Linked DNA regions of Homo sapiens: region 2 is linked to region 1. Evidence: read pairs that join two places in POLR2A ChIA-PET (ENCODE). Cell type or tissue: K562. All regions are shown on one strand. Links, peaks and the distances in the headings refer to the core of each region. The heading gives the core; the rest is flanking DNA.

Region 1 (12,499 bases), core at 1,936-9,935:
GTGGAAATAAGTCAATTGTCCATCAACAGATGCATGGATAAACAAAATGTGGCACAGACATACAATGGAATATTGTTTAGCCGTAAAAAGGCTGATCTCATTTTAATGTACCATTTCTTTTCCAAGAATCTAACCCACCAGATGCTTGAGAGGAGCTGGGATAGGTCTTTTTATTTTCACGGCACCCTTTATGGAACCAAACGTATGGCAGATGCTCAATGAATACTCACTGGTTGAGAAAAACTCTGTAGTTTACTTGGCCTAGACTTGAATAGTGGTTGCCAGAACTTGAGTGCACAATCAGAATCTCCTAGAGGGCTTGTTCCCACACAGACTGCTGGGCCACACCCTCAGAGTTTCTGATTCAGTACTTCACGGACGGAGCCCTAGCATCTGCATTTCTAACACATTCCCAGGTGATGCTGCTGCTGCTGGGTCCAGGAACCACATTTGGAGAATCCCCAGCCCAGAGCCATATTTCTCAACCATGGCTACATAGTGGAATCTCCAAGAGCTCCTGATTTTGCTCCCAGCCCCAGTCCCTGAGATCAGGATTAATTGGTCTTGGTGTTGAGGTGGGAGGTGCTTTAAAAAACTGCTCACATGATTCTCATGGGCAGCCAAAGTAGGGAAGAGCTGCTGTGAAACCCTCATCACACTGAAGGCCTTGTGGTTCTTGTGAGCAGAGTCAGGGCCTTTTTCTCTCTGGTCTCAGGGTGAAGTTGCTTTCTTTCTTTCTTTTTTTTTTAAATTAATTTTTTGTTGTGGTAAAATACATAGAGCATAAAACTACCATTAGTAAAATTTAGTATATTCACGATGTTGTGCAACCATTACCCCTACTTAGATCCAGAACATTTCAATATTCCAAAGGAAACCTCATACCTGTGAAGCAGTCACCTCCCACTCTCCCTGCTCTCAGCACCGGGCAACCACTAATCTGCTCTCTGCCTCCATGGATTTGCCTCTTCCGGATAGTTCATATAAACAGAATCATACAATATGTGGTCAATTGCAGGTGGCTTCTTTCATCTGGCATAATGTTTCCAAGGTTCATCCATGTTGTAGCATTCCTTCCTATGCAATAAAAAGGGCCTTCATGCCTTTTTATGATGGCATAATATCCCATTCTATGGATATATCACAATTTGGTTATTCATTCATAGGACTGCATTTTATTGTAGTTTAAATATTTGACTCTAGTTAAATTGCTATGGATTCTCTTGTGTAAAATAGTTATTGACCGAAATAAAATGTTGGTGTTTCTCCTGTTTGAGTTTTAGAAAATAAGCTGTGCAGAGTGCTGCAAGGCAGCTGGAAGGAAAGGAAGATGGAGAAAATACAGCCTGGTTTCCAGAAAATGAGGGCCTGGGGTCAACAAGGCTATTATTTGTGACAAGCTCTTGAGTGAAAAGAGAAAACTTCAAATGATCATGATCATAAAGCCATATTCCACACAGGGTGATGTAGCAATGTTCCCCGGCACTCACGGGAAACCAGTGGGAGAGCGAATACTGTGGGCAGAGGCTGCTTTTGTGACAGGCTCCTTTCCTGGCAGAGAGAGACTTGAAAATGTCACAGGTGCTTTTCATCACTGGTACAGCTGTCTCCCCTGGCTGACAAAAAAATGCTCCCTCTCCCCATCCGCCTTCCCAGCACTCATCTTTGTGAAGAGTGTGAAGCGGTAGGTGAGAAGCCATGACTTGATTTGGCATTTAGACAGCAGGCCGGGGGAAATCGGGGTATCTAATTTGAATGTGACCTTGAACTAACTCTGAGCTGTGGACATCCAATGTTTACTTCCTCAGGCGAGTACCCCTTTTTGCCCCTGACCTGATTACTCTTGTCTCCTCGGCCGAGCATCTTCAAAGAACTGTGTGCATACCCGCATCTGTGTCTTTACTTCCCATTCAGACCTCCCTGCTCTTCCACGCCCATGTCCCACTGAGTCCACACAGACTCTTCGGCCCTCGCACTTCATGCAGCCCTTGACCCTGGTGGCACTAACCCCCCACTCCTGATTTCTGAACCCTCTGTTTCTGGGGACACTGCTTTGTTGAATTGTCCTCCCGTTTCCCTGCCCTTTCTCAGATCTCTGTGGCCACTTGCCCCTCAATGTCAGCTGTCACGGTGGTTTTGTTGTTGGCCCCTTCTCCTTCTTACAGACACACTCCCCTGGGGTGAAGCTGTCCCCTCCCATGGCTTCAACACCAGCTCTGCCCCTGCCCAGTTTTCCTCTGAGCTCCAGACCACCTGCCTGCTGGCTACCCCCTTTGGATAATCCATGGGATCCTAAAACCAGATGTGGCTGGAAGGGGACTCAGGCTAGCAAATCATTTTTAAAAATAACCAAACTCACCATCTTTTCCTCCCCCTTCCTCCCTCCAAAGCTCCCCCCAACCCTCTATGTCAGCTGGTAATACCAGCCACCACACCAAATGCCTGGCGATCACAACTGACTCGTTCCTCTCCTCTCCTTCAACCCTCACTTCCAGCCATCACCTAGAATCACCAGTTGTTAACATTTTGCACACTTGCTTTCTCTCACACCCTCTACTGTGTATATGTACCTTAACCCTAACCATATATATGTACACACACACACACATACACACACACAAATATATATACACATGCAACCTCACTCCCGTCATGAGAAACCCTCAGACAAATAAAAATCGAGGGACATTCTCTAAGATCTATATGCTATATGCTACAAGGTCCGTTCTACATGCTTCAGAAATGTCAAGGGCATAAAAGGTCTAAAGAGATACCACAGATAAATGCTATCTGGATTGAATCCTGGATCAGAAAAAAAATGCTATCAAGGATAGTATGAAGTTTGTTTTAAACTTGACCGCCACTCTCCCAACTGGCACAGCCCTTGTTCAGACCACTTGCCCCACAGCTGTACCCCTCATTGGCCGTGTTTCTCCAGGCTCACCCTCCAGCTCTCCACTCTCCACAACAGTGCACACCAGATCCAGACAGTTCTCTGCTGAAAGTTCTTCAGTGGCTCCTTGAGATAAATATCAAGCTCTGTCATGTAGCACACAAGACCTTCACAATCCCACTCACTTCTCCAGGCTTTGCTTTCCCCACTCATCACCTGTCCAAAAGTGTGGAGGGTCAGAGCTTTTATCCTGCTTGCAAGTTAACAAGTTAGTCTGCCAGTTTCATGGATATCGGCAGAAGACATGAGATGCCTGGGTCAGAGACAAGGGACAGTTTAATACTCACAGCAGTAGCCAGAGTAACGTTTGCACCTGTTTCCCCAGCCCCAGTTCCACAGAATGATATGTGGACCAAGTGACACTGGCATATGCAAACTGCTCAGCATCATTGGCTGAGGAACTCAAGGCTTGGGAAACCTCATTCTTTTAAAGGGGGCGGCTAGCAAACCTGTCCAACATTTACCTCTGAAAGGAGACGTGATCTTTATTATGCTGACAGCAAATAAATCACTCTTTGCCCTGCAGGGAGATATTGTCACTATCATCTAAGACTGTTTGTTACATAAACGTCCTTTAAAAGCAAGTCTGGAACAAAACCTGTCTAGTGTCTCTGTTCACAGATATGCTGAAACATGAAAGACCCATGGAGAACTGTCTCCCAACACTACCCCTCAAACATTAGGCTACTGAGTCTCTAATTGTGCCACGTGCTCTCGCCTGCTTTTTAGGGCCTCTGTTGCCTGCAATGGGATGCCATCCTCATCCCTAAAACACTCACCACCCATGCACATAAATACTCACATATTCTCCTTGCCCTGCTAACTCCTGTGTGTTTCCAGAATTAGCTCCTCAGGCAAGCCTTTGCTGACAGACGCACATGCCCCCGAATTGAGGTTATTTGTCCCCTCTGTGTTCCACAACACCAGCACACGTCATCATAGCACTTAGTGTGCTTCATTGTAATTACCTGCTTATATGTCTACCTCCCCCTCACCTACCAGCCCATTGAAGGTAAGGGCTCTGTCTCTGGTTCCCTGTGACCAGCCCACAAAGGGATTCATTAAAGACTGGAGGGGAGAATAAGCGAATCGGTGAATAAACTATTATTTTAAAGCTGTCAACAGTTTCTTCCTGACACTTGAGGTGGCATCGGATGTAAATACAGTGAAGCTGGAAAGCTAGCATGGGGCCAGGGGTGGGGGGATTCATAAGCATCTTCCACACTCTGGGGCAGGCCGTCTCTGGGCTGTGGAAGGTAGCTCTTTGATAGACCCTCTTACCTACACAGATGTGAGGCAGGGAGCTGCCCAGTGGAAGTGTAGCCCCCAACGGAGCAGTCCAGATGCTGCTGCTTCGAGGTGAGATGCTCTGTTTAATGATACAATAATACAAACTGGAGGCATCTTTAGCAGTTTGTGCCTTTGCAAAGAACACTGTTTTTCAAAGGATGAAGTTAAGCCATCCTAGACCGGGTTGCTGTTGCCCCACCTGTGATGTTATTTTAGACTAAGCCAGTGATTTTCAACTGGGGCGATTTTGCCCTTCAGGGGACATTGGCAATGTCTGAAGACATTTTCAGCTGTCACAACTTGGGGGGGTGCTACTAGCATCTAGTGGGCAGAGGCCAGGGAATCTGCTAAGGATCCTGCAATGTGCAGGACAGTCCTGCACAACAGAGAGTTATCCTGCCCAAAATATCCACAGGGAAGAGACTGGAAGGTCGAGACTGGACTATTGTAATTGTCCCCTCAGGGCCGTGAGGAAAGAGGAACCAGAGCATGCCCCACAGCGGAGGTTGATCTTGATGGAGTTGGCTGCTCTCCCTGTCAGTCGTTCTCTGGGGCAGGAAAGAGTGGTGGGAGAACACAGTCAGGAGGGACTCCAGTCCATGGGACACAGCATGATGGCAGCACCTCCTGGCATTGAGGAGGCAGGAAGAGATCACCACCCTCAGGGAGCACTGATCACACAAACAGCTGTGTTAGATGTTCCTTTTAGGTTGTCATTGTCTAAGCATTCATCATAGGACCTCATTCAAATTTTGTTAAACTCAAGAACTAGTGAGGCTTCTTTCCCTTTTCTTTGTTTAAGCTACCATTTAATGAGCACTTTCTATGTGCCAGGCATCATTCTATATCAGGGGTTGGCTAACTTTTTCTGCAAAAGGCCAGAGAGTAAGTTTTTGAAGCTTTGCGGGCCCTGTGGTTTCTGTCACTACCAGCTCTGCTATTGTAGCCCAAAAGCAGTCACAGAGAATATGCAAACAAATGAATGTAGCTGTGTTCCAAAGAAATTTATTTATAAAACAGGTGTTGGGCTGGACTTGACCCATGGGCCACAGTTTGTCAACTGCCATTCTGTAAGCTTAACATGTGTTAATTACTGCAATCTGAATAACAATGCTATGATATAGACACTGTGTTCCTTTTAATAGACAAAGGAACCCAGGCACAGAAGGATTGACTAATATGACCAAAGTCACACTGCCAGTGAGTAGCAAGCCTGAGCTCTGAACCATGACAGTTCACATCTTCCACGACAGCAGCTTCTCAATGCTCTTTGGAGGGACCAGAGCCCAGGCAGTAGCAACGGCTATGAGGTGGTGAGACGTGACCAGCAGATAAGCCCTGGGCAATGGTCCAGAGCTGGAGGGAGTGGAGAACTAGCCATTTGTGACTTTGTGAACAATCCCTGGGGAGTCTGGAAATTACCCAAAGAGGGGATCTGATAAAAGACAGAAACTTCCTGAAGTTCCCCAGGATGAAGCCTGAACTAAAGTGAAGATTGGCCGCTGGACGTTGACCTGATGCTGGCTCAATGTTTCACGTAACAGCTTTCACAATAAGGATGTTCTTTCTGATATCTTACCTATAGCACTCTTGCTATTATTTAAAGTTTTCCTTTATAGTAAAAAAACCACGAAAACAAAAATCTTTTGCTTTTTCATAGTTCTTCTTAAACCTGAAGACCTTCATCCTGGCTACTTCTGTCTCTTCTCTAGAGATGCGTGAAGTATAGTGGGAAGGTCGAGGGCTTTGGAGGCATTCGACCAACCTGCCAATCACAGCTCTGCCACCGACTAGCTATGTGACCTAGGGCACATTTCTTTGCTTCTCTGGGCTTCACTTACAAAATGGAAGTGGCAGTACCTATCTCACCGGGTGCTGTGCTGTGAGGAATCACTGCGTAAGAGCCATGTCTAGACAAGGTAGACTCTTACGCACGCTGGGTCCCAGGCCCTCCTGAGTTGATTTGTCTCAGTTCTTTCTTTTTTTCTTAGGGGCTGGTTTCCAACCTTTTAGAGCAACTTCTCTCTTTCACTTCACCAAAAACAAATCTAAGGTTTCCTACATGTCTCCTTTTACTTCTAATGAGATGCACATGGTGATGTGGCATTTCCTTTCAGGCCAGTTTCACCTCTGAAATCCGACCATCCCAGATCAATGTCACCTTCTCTCTGGTGCCTTCCCTGAGTCCCAGAGCCAAAAATTAATAGAGAAATAACCCATTCTTTCCTCAATCATCAACAAGTGTTTCCTGAGCACCTCCCCTGGGCCAGGCTATGTGCATCTATCTGCCTATGCAGCTGCTGTGGAGACGCTGACCCCTAAGCTGTGCAGACACACCCTCCTTCTAGATAACTCTTCTTGAGGGTAAAAATGGCTCCTTGGTCACCCTCTGTTCCTCTTGGAAGTCCTAGAACACTGCTGTGCATGCAGCAGGCTCAAGCTCAAAAGCCACCATTGATTAAACAATTCAGCAGTGATAATTTGACAAGTGATAATCAGCCTTTGCAGGAAAGCCAACACCTGATTATTAACCCAAGAAGTACCCATGCCATCATGGGACAGTTATGTGGCAGGAAACAGTTGATGCCTATAATTCTTAACTTTTTACCAGGGCATAACAAGTTTTCTGACAGGGCATCTGTGCAGATGCAGTCTGACCAAGGGATGGGTCGCTCCCTGCTTCATCCTTGCTGATGTACAAGTTAAGCATTCCACTAAAAGGCTTATCAAGAGTGGGAGACTTGGCCGGATGCGGTGGCTCACGCCTGTAATCCTGGCACTTTGGGAGGCCGAGGAGGGCGGATCACCTGAGGTCGGGAGTTCGAGACCAGCCTGACCAACATGGAGAAACCCCATCTCTACTAAAAATACAAAATTAGCCGGGCGTGGTGGCGCATGCCTGTAATCCCAGGTACTCAGGAGGCTAAGGTAGGAGAATCGCTTGAACCCTGGAGGCGGAGGTTGCAGTGAGCAGAGATCGTGCCAGCCTGGGCAACAAGAGTAAAACTCTGTCTCAAAAAAAAAGTGGGGGGGCGGTGAGGAGACTTGGCTAGGTGCGATGGCTCACAATCTTAGAGCACTTTGGGAGGCCAAGGCAGGTAGATCACTTGAGCCCAGGAGTTTGAGACCCACCTGGGCAACACAGTGAAACAGTGAAACCCCGTCACTAGAAAAAAAAAAAAAAAAAAAAAAACAGTGGGACTCTTAGGAAACTGCCACAAGGAGTCTCTTTAAGATTTCACCTAAGCACGGTTCCAAGCAGGGAGCTATAAATGCACATGTGAGTAACTCAGAAACCAGCTGAGAGGCTGGGTCCCAGTTAAACTGTACAGGAGATGCAGCTGGGAGTATGTGTGAGTACAGACACATCTAAAAACACAAATACGCAGATGAACACAGATTGGGGGATGTGGGCGCTCCTCTTCAATCAGTCTTTGCAGCCTGGGCTCTTGCCTCGCAGTGTGCCGTTCTCATATGATATCTGCTCACTGAATCACGGCTTGCTGCCCAGGCCCTGCAGCCCTGGCCCATCGTCCAGGCACATTTCTGGCATATGCCTCTTCACTGTGCATGGCCTGTCCTCTGTGTTCCCTCTTCCAATGTGGTCCTGTCCAGTGCTAATCACCGCACTCCCTCCACTGCCCAACCTCTTCCAAAGATGTGTTCCTGAGGGCACTGTTTCAAGATTGTTCCTGGAGGAACTCCTGCACCTCTTTCAGCCCTGTGCTGCTGACAGCAATGACTGGATTCTATTTTGTCTTCCTAGCAACTGCACTGGTGTGTGTGTGTTTGTTTGTTTGTGTTGCGACAGGGTCTCTCTCTGTTGCTGGGGCTGAGTGCAGTGGCACAATCACAGTTCACTGCAGCCTCAACCTCCTAGACTCAAGTGATCCTCCCACCTCAGCCTCCCAGAGTTCTGGGATTACAGGCATAAGCCACCTCATCCGGACACACTGGTCTTTGATCCACATTTCCCATGAGCATGTCACAACGAACAGTGTAAAATATTTATTTATGTCAATAGGTATTAAGTCTATTGTGTTTTCTTTAACTGCTAAGCCTTTGATCCTGATGGGGGGAAGAAAAGCAAGTGAACTTGGCATAATTCCTGGCAAATCTACACTATTTACTCTTCAAAAAAAATCCCTGCATTTCCTCAACGGCATGAGGTGTAGTGCAGGGCACACAGTGCCTGGCATAAAACGAGCATCCACCAATGGACTGGGAAAGAGCACCGGGAGGGAGTTAAGAGGCCCAAGTTCTGACTCTGCTCCTCAGGCTGCTGGAGCCACCTGACAGTTTTGAGCTTTCCTGGCTTCAGTTGTAAACAGGGGCAGGGTTTGGTGACATGAGCTTCCCCTCCCCTGCCTGGGGCCCACCTAAGCAATAACGGCTGTCTGGGCACCTATTTGAATACTTTGTGAAGCCCAGCAGAGACGGGCTTTCAGCCACAATCAGGCTGCTCCAGGCAATTGCAATGTTGGGTATCTACATTTCTGGCCCAATTATATCAAAAGGTCAGGACCCCCATTTCTCCTCCCTTGGTCCAGATCCTCTCCCTTTCCCCTACATCCCTCTGGTCTCCCTTCCTCTGGGGTTTCACACTCAATCCATTCTCCACCCTGCAGCTGGGATGATTCTCCTAAAATGCTAATCCCAGTTTGTCAGTGTTCTACTTAGAAGGTCCAGCAGTGGGCCAGGTCCAGTGGCTCATGACTATAATCTCAGCACTTTGGGAGGGCAAGGCGGGGAGATCACTTGAGGTCAGGAGTTTGAGACCAGCCTGGCCAACATGGTGACACCCCCATCTCTACTAAAAATACAAAAAATTAGCTGGGCGTGATGGCGTGTGCCTGTAGTCCCAGCTACTTGGGAGGCTGAGGCATGAGAATTGCTGGAAACTGGGAGGCAGTGGTTGCAGTGAACTGAGATTGCACCCCTGCACTCCAGCCTGGGTGACAGAGCGAGACTATCTCAAAAAAAAAAAAAAAAAAAAAGCATGTCCTGCAGTTCCCTGCTGTGTCTAGAACGAGGTCCTGGCTCTTTGGCCTGGCTCAGCTCTTCACACTCTGGCCCCAAGCCCCTTCCCTCATCACTGAGGTCCTCAGGAATCTCCAGAACATAGCAGCTTCCTTCTTTGCACAGGCTGTCCCTTTGTCCCAGAGGCCCTCCATCCCCTGCCCTTTGCCTGGCTTGCTCTTATGTGTCCTTCAGGTCTCATCTTGGACATCACCTCCCCCAGGAAGCCTTCTTTAATCCTTTCCTCCAAAATACTGAGTGAGGTCTCTCTCCTCTGTACTGTAAGGCCCCGCTTAATTGCTCTGTCCTCCAGATTCTTAGTCTCATAATGGTAGGGACCAAGCCTTGTCAACCATTTCCTGAGTACCAATACTTATCCGTTTCTTTAGTCCAATATTTGGCACTTAGTCTTCACTCAGTGAATATTTGTGGAATGAATGTGAACCATTTATCTCAGGCAAGTTGAAAACTTTGGTTGGTTTTTACATCTGCCTTTGATTAATAACAAGTGGGAAATTTTAAACTACTTCATTACTATATAAATATGTTTAAAAACTGTTTAAATCATGGTACCCATGTGGTGGGGGAAGGCAGAATAAAACAGTGGTGAAAATGTAGGGTACCACTAGACTAAGGCTCTTTCTAGATGAAAATCCAGAAATCTGTTACAAGGTTTTGGCTCAGGATCAGGAAATAAGATCCCCAAGCTAGAAGGGTAACACTAAGGTGGCTTATTTATTTATTTTATTTTATTTTTTGAGATGGACTCTTGCTTTGTCGCCCAGACTGGAGTGCAGTGGTATGATCTTGGCTCACTGCAGCCTCTGCCTCCTAGGTTCCAGCGATTCTCCTGCCTCAGCTTCCCAAGTAGCTGAGACTACCGCACATGCCACAATGCCTGGCTAATTTTTGTATTTTTAGTAGAGATAGGGTTTCACCATGTTGGCCAGGCTGGTCTCAAACTCCTGACCTCAAGTGATCCACCCGCCTCGGCCTCCCAAGGTGCTGGGATTACAGCTGTGAGCCACCGCACCCAGCCAGCATGGCTTCTTTAGATTTGCAGGTCATAGAAGAATAGACATTTGCTCAAGTTGGAGACATCAATTTTCCTCTGGGCTTCCTGGTGACCAAAGCCAAAAGAGTCAACAGTAAACACTGCCTCATACTTGCTTCAAAACTTTCTTCCACGACATTGAGAGTTCCATCTTTTCTCCTTTCTCCATTTCTGATAGAGTTTCCAGAAAAGTGGTGTGCCAATGAGGAGCCACCCTGGGAAGGCACCAGGCCCCACTTGCCAATGCCAGCATGACCTTACATAAGGAAATCTCACTGTCATCATTACCTAGGAGACTTTGCAGAGCCCTGTGTCCTAGAAGGAGGGGGCAGCATGTGCCACTTGCCCTGAATCTGCAGGTATCTTTCTGAGAACTGGATGGGTTGCATCCATTTCACACCATAGCTGACCTAGTCACGAGTTAATAATTGCAAAATTGTTTAAAAGTTAAAATGAGCTAAGTGATCTACGTATTTGGAGTTACACCAGCTCTGAGTCAATGTTTATAGACTCAAGGAGGTGGCAGCTAGTATTTGTTTCTTCCTGGTTGGCATAAATTGAACGCTTGTCAGGTAATTGGAAAGTTTTCTCCTTAAATGAATACTTACATAAACTAAAAAAACTAGTGCCTAAATTACTTTGTTTTTACATACTTGTGAGAACGACCCAACATCACCAAAAAGTATACGTGAACTGTGAATTAACTGCAAGTTGGAAAAAGCTATAGTTCAAGATCTCACATGATTCCCCATCATACTTACGTGCTGTGTCAGACCAGGTGCATAATGGCCGTTATTTTTATACCGTTTTGCCTCCACTGTTTTCAGTATTGTTGAAATTAATCGTTTCAGCCCCTTTCTGTGTGTTCTTAGCATCTAACATGGTGCTTCTCTGTATTCGTGGAATAGCTATCCTATTTCATTGCTTCTCAATGCAACTGATAACAAGATATATCCCAATTTCAGAGATGCTAAAATGTGGGGAAAGTGGACATCTTAGGACCAATAAAATAGGACCTTTGACTGTAGCAGGTGCTATCTCTCTTTCTTGGCCTGGTGGTGTGGCCCCTGGAAGAGACTGGCCATGGTGCCTGCGCTCCACCGTGGTGCCTGCACCCTTCGCCCAGCAGTTGCCCCTGCGAAGGAAGAGAGTAACAGGCCAGGAAGGAGGCCCCTGCTCCTTCTAAGACTGCAGGATCCCGAGGAAACATTCTCTGACCTATTCTCTTCCTCAAGGAGAACCAGGACTTCCTCCCTCCTGCCCGCAGCCACCTTCCCACTCATGCTTTGAATTCAGCCTTTTTACTTGAAAGATTTATTTTGAGCAGGTTCACAGGGCAGCACACTGGCTCCTCTTCTTAAGGGGATGCGTTGCCAAAAGCTCTGGCCAGCTCTTGCAGAAGCCATGCCCTGCCCTCACCTGAATGCCCGGGGCTCAAGACCAGCAGGTAGCAGAATGGTCAAGTCGGAGCACAGCCAGAGGCCTGAAAGGCCCTGGCAGGACAGCCCCACAGCTCGTCCTTCCTCCTCACCTGCCAGCCCGCTGCACCTGCGGTTCCAAGGCTTGATGCTGCCCCAGTGGGAAAAGGGCGCTGCATGAGGCTAGGCTGGTGTCAATCCCAAATAGCTCAGCCCCAAGTTTCTTCCTAGGCTCAGGCCTCCACTCCTGAACCCCAAACTAGGCTCAGCCCCCATGGGCTAGACAGGGAACCAGAGAATTTGCCTATTTGCCTGCTCTCTGGGAGACTTCAGGGGCTTGGCTGAGGAGGCCATGGTTATGGAACCAGATATCTGGTTCCTGGATGCCAGGAAAGCACCAGGGAGATGAGACCTGACTTCACCTTGGTCTGAAGAACCAGGCTAGAAAGGACATTCTGGCCTGTGAGGCCCTTGGGACGAGAGCTTGCAGTCCTTGTGTTTTTTAAATTCCTTTCTTACTCAAAAAGGAAATACCCTTTGTTTATTGAAAATATAAAAGGAGTATTTCCTGGCTGTAAAAACTCACAATTCAGAAAAGTGTGAAGAAGCAGAACCCTTCCTAACAAAAATAGAGCTCTCATGCGTTTGGTGCTGTAGAGTTTACAAGGCCTTTCCCTCCATATTAGTTCATTTAATCTGCACCATAGCTCTGCGAGGCAAAGAGAAAGAAACTACAGTTAGCTTTGTATGTGCTAGGCCCTGTGT
Region 2 (12,499 bases), core at 2,314-10,313, 63 kb after region 1:
CAACATAGGCAAGGCTGGATCTTATAATTCCCTGTATTTCCCCGATCAGGGCTCTATTAGAATTGCATTCAACGTTTGTTTATTGTCTCTCTCCCTCTTGAACACAAGCTCCTTTGTCTGCGATATTCCTAGTGCCTTACACAGTGGCTGCCACCTAGTAGGTGCTCAATAAAAATCAGTTGAAAGTTGTAAAAGAGAACAGTAATCTCCGGAAGTTAAGATTCCCACATGGTTGCTGATACTCGCAGGCGTAGTCAAATTTTTCAGAGTCTGCCTTTAAGCCCTTAATGGATGCCTGATAATTCTCTGCAGTTTCTGACAGATAAATTAAGAGAAAATAAGAGTCCAAGCCATGTGAAGGAAGACGATTTGGGACTCAGAGGCCATTGTAAGGCAGGCTGGCCCTGGGAACAACCCTGCAACAGGCTCTTGCTTTACCGCCCCTTCCTGGTTCTACACCTGAGCGCTGGACCTACCCCGCCCAGGCCCACTGAGGCCCAGGCACCCCCAACACTTCTGACTTGGATGAAGTGCTATGCCATGGGCCACGGGATCTGGCTTCTCTAGTGGCCGTCCATAGGAGGCAGGAACTCCATCTAAAAATATGAGTGAGTTGAAGCCCCGTGGGTGAACTTTGACCAATGAGAGATGGGGGATAAGATCCTGCAGATAAATTCGTTTCTTCCTCACATCCCAAAAAGACTGTTTTGAGGCACAGTGGCCCCATGTGCCTCTCTGGAGATCTGCCATGTGAACCCAAATGCTTTGTGTTTCTTGTGAAGCTTCAGCCAGCTTGGCAACATCATCATGAGATTACTTTCCTGCCTGTTATGGGTTGAATTGTGCCCCCACAAACATATGTTGAAGTCCTAACCCCCAGTACCTCAGAATGTGAACTTGTTTGGAAATAGGATCATTGCAGATGTAATAAAAGACGAGGTTATACTGGAGTTGGGTGGGTCCTTAAGCCAAGGTGACTGGTGTTATAAGAAGATGAGAGACACACAGACACAGACACAAGGGGAGAACGCTATGTGACAACAGAGGCCGAGATGGGCATTACACCACCACAAGCCAAAGAACATCTGGGGCTACCAGAAACTGGAAGAGACAAGGAAGGATCCTCCTCCTAGAAGCTTCCAAGGAAGCATGGCCCTGCCGGCAGCTTGCCTTCATATTTCTAGCCTCCAGAACTGTGGGAGAATACCTTTCTGTTGTTTTAAGCCATCCCGTATGTATTAGCAGTACTTTGTTATGGCAGCACTTGGAAATTAGTACACCATCTCACTTCCATTTTCCGCTGACTCATGCTGTGCTCTGAGATTGTCCCTCCATAAAGTGTTAGCACAGAAACTTTGCCTTAGGCTTTGTTTTCTAAGGCAGTTAACAAGGTTATATATATGTATGTGTGTGTGTACGAGTTAAAGTCCATAGTGAACTTAGATCAATGATAGATGATTTTTAATATATATGCATTTACAAGCATAATATATATGCATTTACAAGCATAATATATATAATACATATAATGCATTGACTATATATGCATTACAAGCATATATATATATATGCTTAAATTATTTTTGAAGGGACACATAAGAAACTGGTAAAAAGGGTTGCCCCTAGGGAGGAGAAGTAGGGGGCTGTGGGACAAGGACAGATGAGAGAATTTTGTTTTCCTTTTTGTACCCTTGTCATGGTGGATGATATGGGTTTGTTAGTTGTTTATTTAAGGTAAATTTAAAACATTTTAAAGATAATGGCCTAGGAGGGTCTCTGAGGCTCTAAGAAGGACAAAAAGAGTATAGAGGGACTTGTGCAGACCTGGTAACAGGTAAGGGAGGTGTGTGGATGTCCCAAAAGATGCCAGCAAATTCTGGACCAAAGGCTAGTCAAGATGAATTAAGTTTCAGGAAATAAACAAGGGCAGGTGTCTCTCTCCACTACGGAGCTAACACTTGAGCAACCCCAGGACAGAGGAGAACTCCCCAGAGAGAAGAAAGAGAAGGAGAAAATACTGACTTGAGCAAGCTTAAAACTAAAATGACCAAGAAACACATTTAAGTGTCTGAATTTGCTTAGAATTGACTATTTTGTTATTGTTGTTTATATTTAATCAGTAGTTAAAATGGGAGCTCAAGATATTGTTTAAATTACAGAAAAACAAAATTCGATATTTGGGGGATACTCAAGGTTATAGCTTGGGAAATATTATACCCACACCTGTTATTTGGTTTAATCCTCTCAACCACCTGTATAAGGTTAGTATCCCCATTTTACAGATGAGAAAACCAAGACCTAGAGAAGTTCAATGACTTAATCAAGATTATACAACTTTGAGGACAGGCATAGTGGCTCACACCTATAATCCCAGCACTTTGGGAGGTGGAGGAGGGCAGATCATCTGAGGTCAGATGTTCGAGACCAGCCTGGCCGACATGGTGAAACCCCATCACTACTAAAAATACAAAAATTAGCTGGGTATGGTAGCACAAGCATGTAATCCCTGCCCCTCAGGAGCCTGAGGCATGAGAATCACTTGAATGCAGGAGGTGAAGTTTGCAGTGAGCCAAGATCGTGCCATGGCACTCCAGCCTGGGCTACTGAGTGAAACTGTCTCAAAAAAAAAGATTATACAACTTCTAAGTGTTAGAGCTGGCACTTGAATCTAGGCGCATGTAGACTCCAAACCTGATCCTCTCTTCCAGACTCCAGATTTCTTTTTGAGTGGGGTTTATTCCAGCATTTCTAAGAGAGGTTCACACATCTGTCAACTAAGAGGCTGGTTGGCTCTTAAGGACCAAATCATGCTCTTGGGTTGGGGGTAGAAGAGGCAGAATCAGGGGAGGAATGGAAGACATAGAGGGAGAGACGTGAACTTCCACTCCCATCCATCTCTGTATCCCTTCTTGAAGAAGGGTCTCTTGTCTAAATGGCTCCCTCTTCCTTCAACACAATTTGATCTAAGTATGTCTCTCATTCTACCCTAATTCCTGACAACCCAGTGTTTTGGGGGCCTGATTTAAAATGGCTTGAAGCCAGACGTGGTGGCTTACACCTGTAATCCCAGCACTTTGGGAGGCCGAGGTGGGCAGATCACTTGAGGTCATGACTTCGAGACCAGCCTGGCCAACATGGTGAAACCTCGTCTTTACTAAAAATACAAAAATTAGCCGGGCATGGTGGCAGGAGCCTGCAATCCCAGCTACTCAGGAGGCTGAGGCAGGAGAATCGCTTAAACGCAGGAGGGAGGCAGAGGTTGCAGTGAACCGAGATCGCGCTACTGCACTCCAGCCTCAGCAACAGAGACTCCGTCTCAATGAAAAAATTAAAGTTAAAATTAAATTAAATGGCTTGAGTTGACAGGATAGACCATTGTTCACACAACAGGATATCTGTTATTGCCAGAGCACCGCCCAAGGTACAATCTGTGTGTGCCTTGACGGTAATTTTCCTAAAGGCAAACTAGGTATGAGGTCTCAGTTATTCCTGAATAGGACTAAGAGTCAGGAGGATACAGATGAACTTTCCTCCACCGAGGTATTAATAATTATTTCTTAAATAAGTAGATGGATGGAGGATGGATGGATGGAAGGATGGATGGATGATGGGTAGATGATGATTAGACGGATGGACTATCTACTCAGGACCTCTGTTCGTTCTTCACTATCCTTTAATTTATGGTGGCTTACATCATTTCCTTGTTTCCGCCTTCTATGCTTGCTTCACTCAGAGATGGATCTAACACTGCACTAAAATGCGTCCCCTGTCTGTCACAGACTATTCTCTCAGCTTGACTTTATACAATTCAAAGGATTCTGCTTCAGACCAGTTCTGTGTGATTAAAGGGCAACAATATTTCTGGTGCACACTTGTAGATCGTTTATACAAAAATAAAAAGGATAACTGAGACTATGGAAACTGGAAATTATTTGTCCTAATTATGGATAGTAATAGGAGAGCTTTGTGTTCACTAAACACGCCCGCCCGCTTGGCCCCCAGAGTTACTGAGTTCATCTCTGTTTTTATGTTTTGGCCTGCTATCTGGCCCTCCAGGATAGTTAACTCATTTTCCATCACTCCTTTCTTGCACTTTCCATTCCCGTTGAACTGAACCACTTGGTCTGATTTTCTTTTTCTTCTCAGTTATCAAGAGAAAGGTTCTATAATCTCAAACTATAATTGTGGATCTGACTATAACTCCTTGCAGTTCTGTGAGTTTTTGCTTCATGTATTTTGAAGCTGTTTTGAGGTATATAAATCATTAAGATTATGTCATCTTGATGAATTGACCCCTTTATCATTATGAAATTATCTTCTTTATCTCTAGTAATATTCTTTGTTCTGAAATCTATTTTGTCTGGTATTGATATAACCACATTAGTTTTGTTTTGACAAGTGTTAACATGACATATCTTTTCCCATCCTTTCACCTTTAAGCTATTTATGTATTTATTTATATTTAAACTGAGTTATTTTCCTTCTTTTTTTTTTTTTTTTTTTTCTGGAGATGGAGTTTCACTCTGCCACCCAGGCTGGAGTGCAGTGGCCTGATCTTGATTCACTGCAGCCTCCACCACCTGGGTTCAGACAGTTCTCCTGCCTTAGCCTCCTGAGTAGCTGGGACTACAGGTGTCCAACACCACACCCAGCTAGTGCTTTTTTTTTTTTTTTTTTTTTTGTACTTTTAGTAGAGACAGGGTTTCACCATGTTGGCCAGGCTGGTTTCAAACTCCTGACCTGAAGTGATCCACCCACCTCGGCCTCCCAAAGTGCTGGGATTACAGGCCTGAGCCACTGTGCCTGGCCTAAAGTGGGTTTCTTACACAGAGCACATAGCTGAGTCTTGCTTTTTCTTATCCAACATGGCAGTCCCTGCTTTAGTTTCAATATTTAGCCTGTTTACATTTATCATGATTATTCACATGGTTATTATAAACACTATAACATTTATCATGATTATAACACATGCTATGTGTTTTCTATTTCTCCCATCTATTTTTTACTCACATTTCCCTCTTGTTCTTGTTTTTTTTAAGTAATTGGGTATTTTTCATGACTCTATTTTTATCTTCTTTGTTGACTTATTAGCTATAACTGTTTGCTTGCTATTTTAGTGGTTGTGTTCGGATTTATAGTATGCACCTTTAACTTATTGCTTACCTTTAAGTTATATCATATCACTTCATATATAAGAGTCTTACAACAAGGCCTGTCACGGTGGCTCATGCCTGTAATCCCAACACTTTGGGAGGCCAAGGCGGGTGTATCGCTTGAGCTCAGGAGTTCGAGACCAGCCTGGGTAATATGTAACCCCATCTTTACAAAAAATACAAAAATTAGCTGGGCGTGGTGGCGCATGCCTCTAGTCTCAGCTACTCAGGAGGCTGAGTTAGGAGAATCACTTGAGCCTGGGAGGTTCAGGCTGCAGTGAGTGGTGATCACACCACTGCACTCCAGCCTGGGTGACAGTTAAGACCCTGTCTCAAAAAAAAGAAAGAAAGAAAAGAAACTTACTACAGTATATTTCTATCTCTCCCCTCCGGGCCTTTGTAGTATTGTTGTTATAGATGTACCTCTACATAATTATTAAATTATTTTTGCTTTAAACAGTCAATTATCTTTTTTTTTTTTTTTTTTGAGACAGAGTCTTGCTCTGTCACCCAGGCTAGAGTGCAGTGGCATGATTTCGGCTCACTGCAACCTCTGTCTCCTGGGTTCAAGTGATTCTCCTGCCTCAGCCTCCCGAGTATCTGGGATTATAGCCACCCGCCACTGCGCCTGGCTAATTTTTGTATTTTTAGTAGTGACGGGGTTTCACCATGTTGGCCAGGCTGGTCTTGACCTCCTGACCTTGTGATCCACCCGCCTCAGCCTCCCAAAGTGCTGGGATTACAGGCGTGAGCCACCGTGCCCGGCAACAGTCAATTATCTTTTAAAGAGACTTAGCTAAGAAGAAAAAAGTATTTAAATTGTCTATATAGTTGTCATTTCTGGTGCTCTTTATCCTTTAGGTAGATCCATGTTTCCATCTGGTATCATTTTTCTTCTGCTTGTGAGACTTCCGATAACATTTCTTGCAGAGTTAAGTCTGCTGCTGAGGTTATTCTTTCAGCCTTTGTAGATCTGAAAAAGTATTTCACCTCTGTTTTTGAAAGACACTTTCTTTGAGTGTGGATCTCTCATTTGACAGGGCTTTTTGTTTTGTTTTCTGTTTAGTACATTAAAGATGTCATTCCACTGTCTGCTAGCTTGCTCTGCTTTCATGAGAAATCTTCTGTCATCCTTACCTTCATTTCTCTGTATATAAATGTGTCTTTTTTCTCAGCTGCTTTTGATTAAGTGTGATGTGCCTTGGGGTTGTTTTTTTTCATGTTTCTGTGCTTGGGTCTGTTAAGTTTCTCAGTTCGGCGAGTTTACAGTTTCCCTCAAACTTAGAACATTTTTGACTAATATTATTTTTGGCATACCAGCCCCATTTCAAGGACTCCATTCTCCAATTCCACTTACATTAGGCCACTTGAAGTTATCCCACAGTTCACTGATGCTTTGTTATTCTCCTCTGCAAAGTATACTGTGTTACTAGTCCTATTGAGTGCAATTTTTCATTTCAGACATTGTAGTTTTCATCTCTAACAGCTCAATTTAGGTTTATTTGATATCGTCCATGTCTTTCTGTCATGTTCAGTCTTTCCTCTAGCTTCTTGAAATATGGAATATGTAATAATAACTTTTACAATGTGTTATATACAAATTCTATCATCCGTGTTATTTCTGGGTCAGTTTTGACTAATTGACTTTTCTCTTCATTCTAGGTTGAATTTTCCTGCTTTTTTGCATGCCTGGTGCTTTTTGCTTGAATGCCAAATATTGTCAATTTTACTTTGTTAGATATTGAATAGTATTGTATTCATACAAATATTCTTAAGCTTTGTTCTGGGATGCCATTAAGTTACTTGGAAAGAGTGTGATCATTTCAGGTCTTACTCTTAAACTTTGTTAGGCCAGGTCAGAGCTGCATTTAATTTAGGGTTAATTTTCCCCCCTCCTACCAATGCAAGATACTCCTTGGTACTCTAATAAATGCTGCCTGAATTACGAGGTTTTCCACTCTGGCTGCTGGGAAGAGGCATTTTCTGAGGCTCTCTGTGAGTACCCTCTGAGTACCATTCCCTCAAATCCTTTTGGGTGGCTCTTTATCTGGTTATTGGGGCATCAGTTTCCAATTCCTGCTGTAATAAATACCACAAACTTAGTGACTTGAAACACCACAAGTGTATTATCCCCAAATCAAGGTGTCAGCAGGGCTACATTCCTTCTGGAGGCTCTAGGGAAGAATCTGTTCCCTGCCTTTTCCAGGTTTATAGAGGCTGCCTGTACTCCTTGGCTTGTGGCCCCTTCTATTTCAAGGCCAGCAGCATAGCATCTTCAAATCAATCTCTCTCTCTCTCTTAGTCTCTCTGACCGCTGCTTCTGTCATGTCACATCTTACTCCCTCTTATGATTACACTGGGCCCACCAGGATGATCCAAGGTAACTTTCCATCTCAATCTCCTTAGCCTAATGGCATGTGCAAAGTTCTTTTTGCCCCGTAAGAGATTCCAGAGATTAGACATAGACGTCTGGGGTGGGAGGGATTATCCAGTCTGTAAAATGGTCCATTACATATGATTCTTGATAGTTACTACACCAATGTCATCTTAGTCTATGTAGCCAACATCATGACACAAACTATTAGTATTTTTTTAAGTGATTTTGTTTGTTTTCTCAAACTGACCCAGTCTCACAAGTCTGTAACAGCTTAACCTTCCAGAAAGCATGCTCAGCATGACAGAGCTGGGACCATGGAATGCCTTTCTCTGGCAAACAATAGAGATGCCCAATGATGCTAATCTTCTGTGGTAGGAACAGTCAGGGAGAAACAGTAATTCTTTTAGGCCCATGCAACTTTTGAATGTTTATATAACTCAAGTTACTTAAGACAACTAATTTGGAGGGCAACTTGACAACATCTAACAAAATTGAAGACATACATACCCTCTGACCCAAGAACTCTGCTCTAAACATTGACCTTAAAACTCCCACATGTACACGAAGAGACTTATACAAGAAAGTCCATTACAACTTAGTTAGCAGTAGCACAGAATTGGAAACATTGATAGGAGGATGGATAAACTGAGATTTAATCATTGTCTGAGTTCTCTAAAAAACAGACTCTGAGACAAAGATACAAGTAGTTTATGTGGGACGTGGTCTCAAATGTTTGACAGCAAAATATGATACTAAGGAAGAAGCCAACAAGCCACAAGTTGTGTTCTTGTGGTAGACATGGATGTGCTGCCCAGATTCCCCTTCAGGAAGCTGCAGGGGTTGGCATCGGCAGAGGGCCTCCAGCTGTCAGCTCCCCCAGGGTCTGCCTCAGCCATAGACAGCAGCCTCACCCAAGGTCATGCCCACTCCAGGACAGCCCACAGCCAGGGACTGAGCAAGGCGGAGGTATAAAGACCCAGCCATTTGGGTCCACCACGAGACACTCTAATGGGTGCTACTGTACTTGCTCCCCAGCTCCCTGCAGGTTGGCCAAGGCTTTATCAGGCCAGCGTCACAGTTCTCCTCCTCCTTCTGCCCAGTCCTGTGTTCCCCCATTTCCTTTTGGAGGTGTTGATTCCTAATAAACATCTTACATCCCAAATTCCAGCTCAGTTTCTGCTTCTGGAAAACCTGGCCTGAGATGATTATCAAGGAAGTTACCACTGTGGGCAGTGAACAGCAGCTTAATCCTGCTGGGAAATTCTAGGAGGCAGTGTAGAGTGAGGCCTCAGAGTTATCCTCCCTAAGGAGCAAGGGAGCTGGGGTATTTATCTACCAACTTCCATCAGTCATTGGTGAGGGCTATTCCTGGGGGCTGTTAAATCCCAGGCTTTTGGGCCTGCTCCATGTAGCAACAGATCATGCTCCAACAGTCAAGAAAGCCCGTGGACAATGATGTGTGGGTGCTGGCAGTGGGAGCCAGAGAAATGCTGAGTGCTCAGAGGATATAGGCAGGCAAGACACCAACAGAGATTGCTACATTCACAGAAAGGAATATTAAACAGCAGTGATGATGAATTAGCTATTTGCATCAATATGGATGAATCTGTCTGCGGCCATACCACCCTGAACATGCCCAAACTTGTCAATATGGATGAATCTCACCAAAACAATATTGAGTGAAAAAAACAAGGTTCAGAAGAATCTAAACAGTATTATATAAATTGGAGAAAAATTTAAAACATGCAAAACAAGAATATTTTTAAGAAAGATACACACACACATACATATATATAGCAAAAGTAGAAAAATACGATGAACAGTAAATTCAGGAGAGTCATAGTATCAACAAAGAGGGAGGGATGGAATGGAATCAGGAATCAGGAGGAGGCCTTGACTACATCTTAAATGTTTTAAATTTTTTGCTGGGTAGAAGTTACACATATGACCATTATATTATATTCTAATTTTTTTTGTATGTCCAAAATTTAAAAAAATAAAACATTGTAATAAACAGGCCAGACTCAGTGCCTCATACCTGTAATCCTAGCACTTTGGGAGGCCAAAGTGAGAGAATCACTTGAGCCCAGGAGTTGAAGACCAGCCTGGGCAACAGCGAGACCCCATGTCTACAAAAACTTTAAAAAATTAGCCTGGCATGGTGGCACATGCCTGTAGTCCCAGCTACTTGGGAGGCTGAGGAGGGAGGATCACTTGAGCCCAGGAGTTTGAGGCTGCAGTGAGTTATGATTGCACTACTTCACTCCAGCCTGGGCAGCAGAGTGAGAACTTAAAAATAATTATAATAAACAAAGTAAAATCTTATTTAAAAAATTCAAATGATCTGAAAGACATGAGGATTGGCCATTGTGAAAAAAAAAAGACTTGTTTTGTTTTTAACTAAAAATAGCATTAAGGATATTTTTAAATGTAAAAACTCTTTCATGACAAGGGTATAAGAAAATGTGATAGGCGCTACCACTGGAGAGCTGAAATACTTTCAACTTCACTCTTTTTTTTTTTTTTTTTACTTTTATGTTAGGTTCAGGGGTACGTGTGCATGTTTGTTACATAGGTAAACTTGTGTCATGGGGGTTTGTTGTACAGGTTGTTTTGTCACTCAGGTACTAGGCCTAGGACCCAGTAGTTATTTTTTCTGATCCTCCCTCTCCTCCCATCCTCCACCCTCTGATAGGCCCCAGTGTGTGTTGGTCCCCTCTATGTGTCCATGTGTTCTTATCATTTAGCTCCCACTTATAAATGAGAACACACGGTATTTGGTTTTCTGATTCTGTGTTCATTTGCTAAAGATAATGGTCTTCAGCTCCCTCCATGTTCTTGCAAAGGACGTAATCTCATTCTTTTTATGGCTGCATAATATTCCATGGTGTATATGCACCACATTTTCTTTATCTAATCTGCCATTGATGGGCATTTAGGTTAATTCCACGTCTTTGCTATTGTCAACAGTGCTACAGTGAACATACATGTACATGTGTCTTTATGGTAGAATGACTTATAGTCCTTTGGGTATATACCCAGTAACGGGATTGCTAGGTTGAATGGTAGTTCTGTTTTTAGCTCTTTGAGGAATCGCCACACTGCTTTCCACAATGGTTGAACTAATTTACACTCCCACCAACAGTGTATAAGCATTTCCTTTCCTCCACAACCTCACCAGCTGTTATTTAACTTTTTAATAATAGCCATTCTGACTGGTGTGAGATGGTATCTTATTGTGGTTTTGATTTGAATTTCTCTAATGATCACACCTTTTTTATTGTTTGAATTGTTTTTAACATGAACAGGTACTGCTTTATTGAAAAATGAAAAGCACCTGTAATTCTATCAACCTAACACCACTATTTTCATTTTCATTAATCCATTTTCCAGACCTTGCTCACATGCATACACTCTTTGCTAAGTTGCAATCATATCACACATGTATTTTATACCGTTTACACTTAATCATATATGATATGTACATAAACGTTTCTCCATTTCTATGTAGTCTAAATAATCATCTTTTCTTTTTTTTGAAACAGGGTCTCATTTTGTCACCCAGGCTGGAGTGCACTGGCACAATCTCTGCTCTCTGCAGCCTCAATCTCCCAGGCTCAAGTGATCCTCCCACCTCAGCCTCCCAAGTAGGTGGGGCCACAAGCATGCACTGCCATGCCTGGCTAATTTTTGTATTTTTTGTAGAGATGAGGTTTCATCATGTTGCCCAGACTGGTCTCGAACTCCTGGGCTCACATGATCCTCCCGCCTTGACCTCCCAAAGTGTTAGGATTACAGGCGTGACCCACCACACCCAGCCTAAAGAGTCATAATTTTAATGGTTACATAATGTTCTGTCTTGTCAATGCACAGTAGTTCACCAACCATTTCCTTATTTGAGATATTTATATTGCTTCTAAATTTCAGATATTGAAATAACTTTTTGATAAATATACTTGTGGAGGTTTTTATGTTAAATATAGCCTTAGCAGAAACCCCACGGGTGCAATTACTAAGTCAGAGGGTGTGTCTTTGCCCTGCAACACACAAAGCTTTCCCTTTGATGACGATTGTTTACTTAAAGCCCTGGGGACTCCCAAATGCCTGGGAATCTTCATTTTAGACTTAACCTATTTTAGGCTTGGTTTTGTTTTACTGCATTCTCAGGAGAGCAAAGGAGACAGCTGGGAGCAGATGGGCAAATCCCAGTTTGCCCAAAGAAATGTCTATTTTCCAAGGGGCATGAAGAATTTAGGAATAAAGCAGATCTGATTTCTAATTCTGACTTTGCTACTGGCAAATTGTGTGGACTCAGGAAAGTGACCGGCCCTCTTTAAGACTCAGTGTGCTTACCTCTGAAATGGAGCTGTCAATCACATCTGCCTCACAGGCTTGTTCTGAGGATGAAGTGAGAAAATGCCCACGAGGTGCTGGTTGCAGCAGCTGGTGCATAGTAAGTACTCAGTGGATATGAGCTGGTCCTAAGTAAGGTCAGCAAAAACGCTCTTCCCACAGACCCCGAGAAAGCAGAGTCCTGAATGAGGGGCTAGGGGAGTTGCCTTCCAGCTGATATTTCTCAATGGCTGTAATGCTGGTGAGAATTAAATAATTGGAGGAAGCAGGGGGAGAGAGAGAATGGAAAGAATCTTCTCTGGAACTACCAGCCTGTATTCTTTGCATTTCCATATCTAGCATGGAAATGAGAGAAAAACTGATGTGTATTGAGCAACTATAATGTCCCAGGTGCTTCACGTGCATTTTCTCCCCAGGCCTCCCTGCAGGGGTGAGGGAAGACTGCAAAGGTACAAGAATGGATGTTGAGGCTGTCCAGGCATCTCGCGTCTGAATGCGCGAGATGCTAGCCCTGCATCTCCCAGCTGGAGAACTGCACTCAGTTTGTCTCCTCATCTGTAAGTTGGCGAATGATCATTGTGCTGGGAATAAATCATTTTTATAAAGCGCCGGGCAC

What was found. ChIA-PET counts read pairs that join two places held together with the same protein. Peaks named below come from ENCODE experiments on the same cell type or tissue, not always from the same donor. Only the 100,000 strongest peaks of a DNase experiment are listed, where the experiment ranks them.
Region 2: POLR2A ChIA-PET joins it to region 1 with 6 read pairs; 4 of 35 experiments call an interaction of 5 or more read pairs at or near these places.

The regions. Positions count from the first base shown.
Region 1 is chr15:63,356,920-63,369,418 of GRCh38, forward strand. All of the region lies in intron 2 of CA12 (carbonic anhydrase 12), which reads right to left. Among named protein-coding and RNA genes, the nearest start is that of CA12, 19 kb to the right of the region's middle. In K562, for the core only: no CTCF peak of the experiment used is centred there; DNase peaks (open chromatin) are centred at 5,562 and 6,562.
Region 2 is chr15:63,419,360-63,431,858 of GRCh38, forward strand. It overlaps LINC02568 (long intergenic non-protein coding RNA 2568), which reads left to right. Exons shown (of 7, transcript NR_120375.1): 5 at 11,846-11,983. Among named protein-coding and RNA genes, the nearest start is that of LINC02568, 35 kb to the left of the region's middle. In K562, for the core only: no CTCF peak of the experiment used is centred there; no DNase peak of the experiment used is centred there.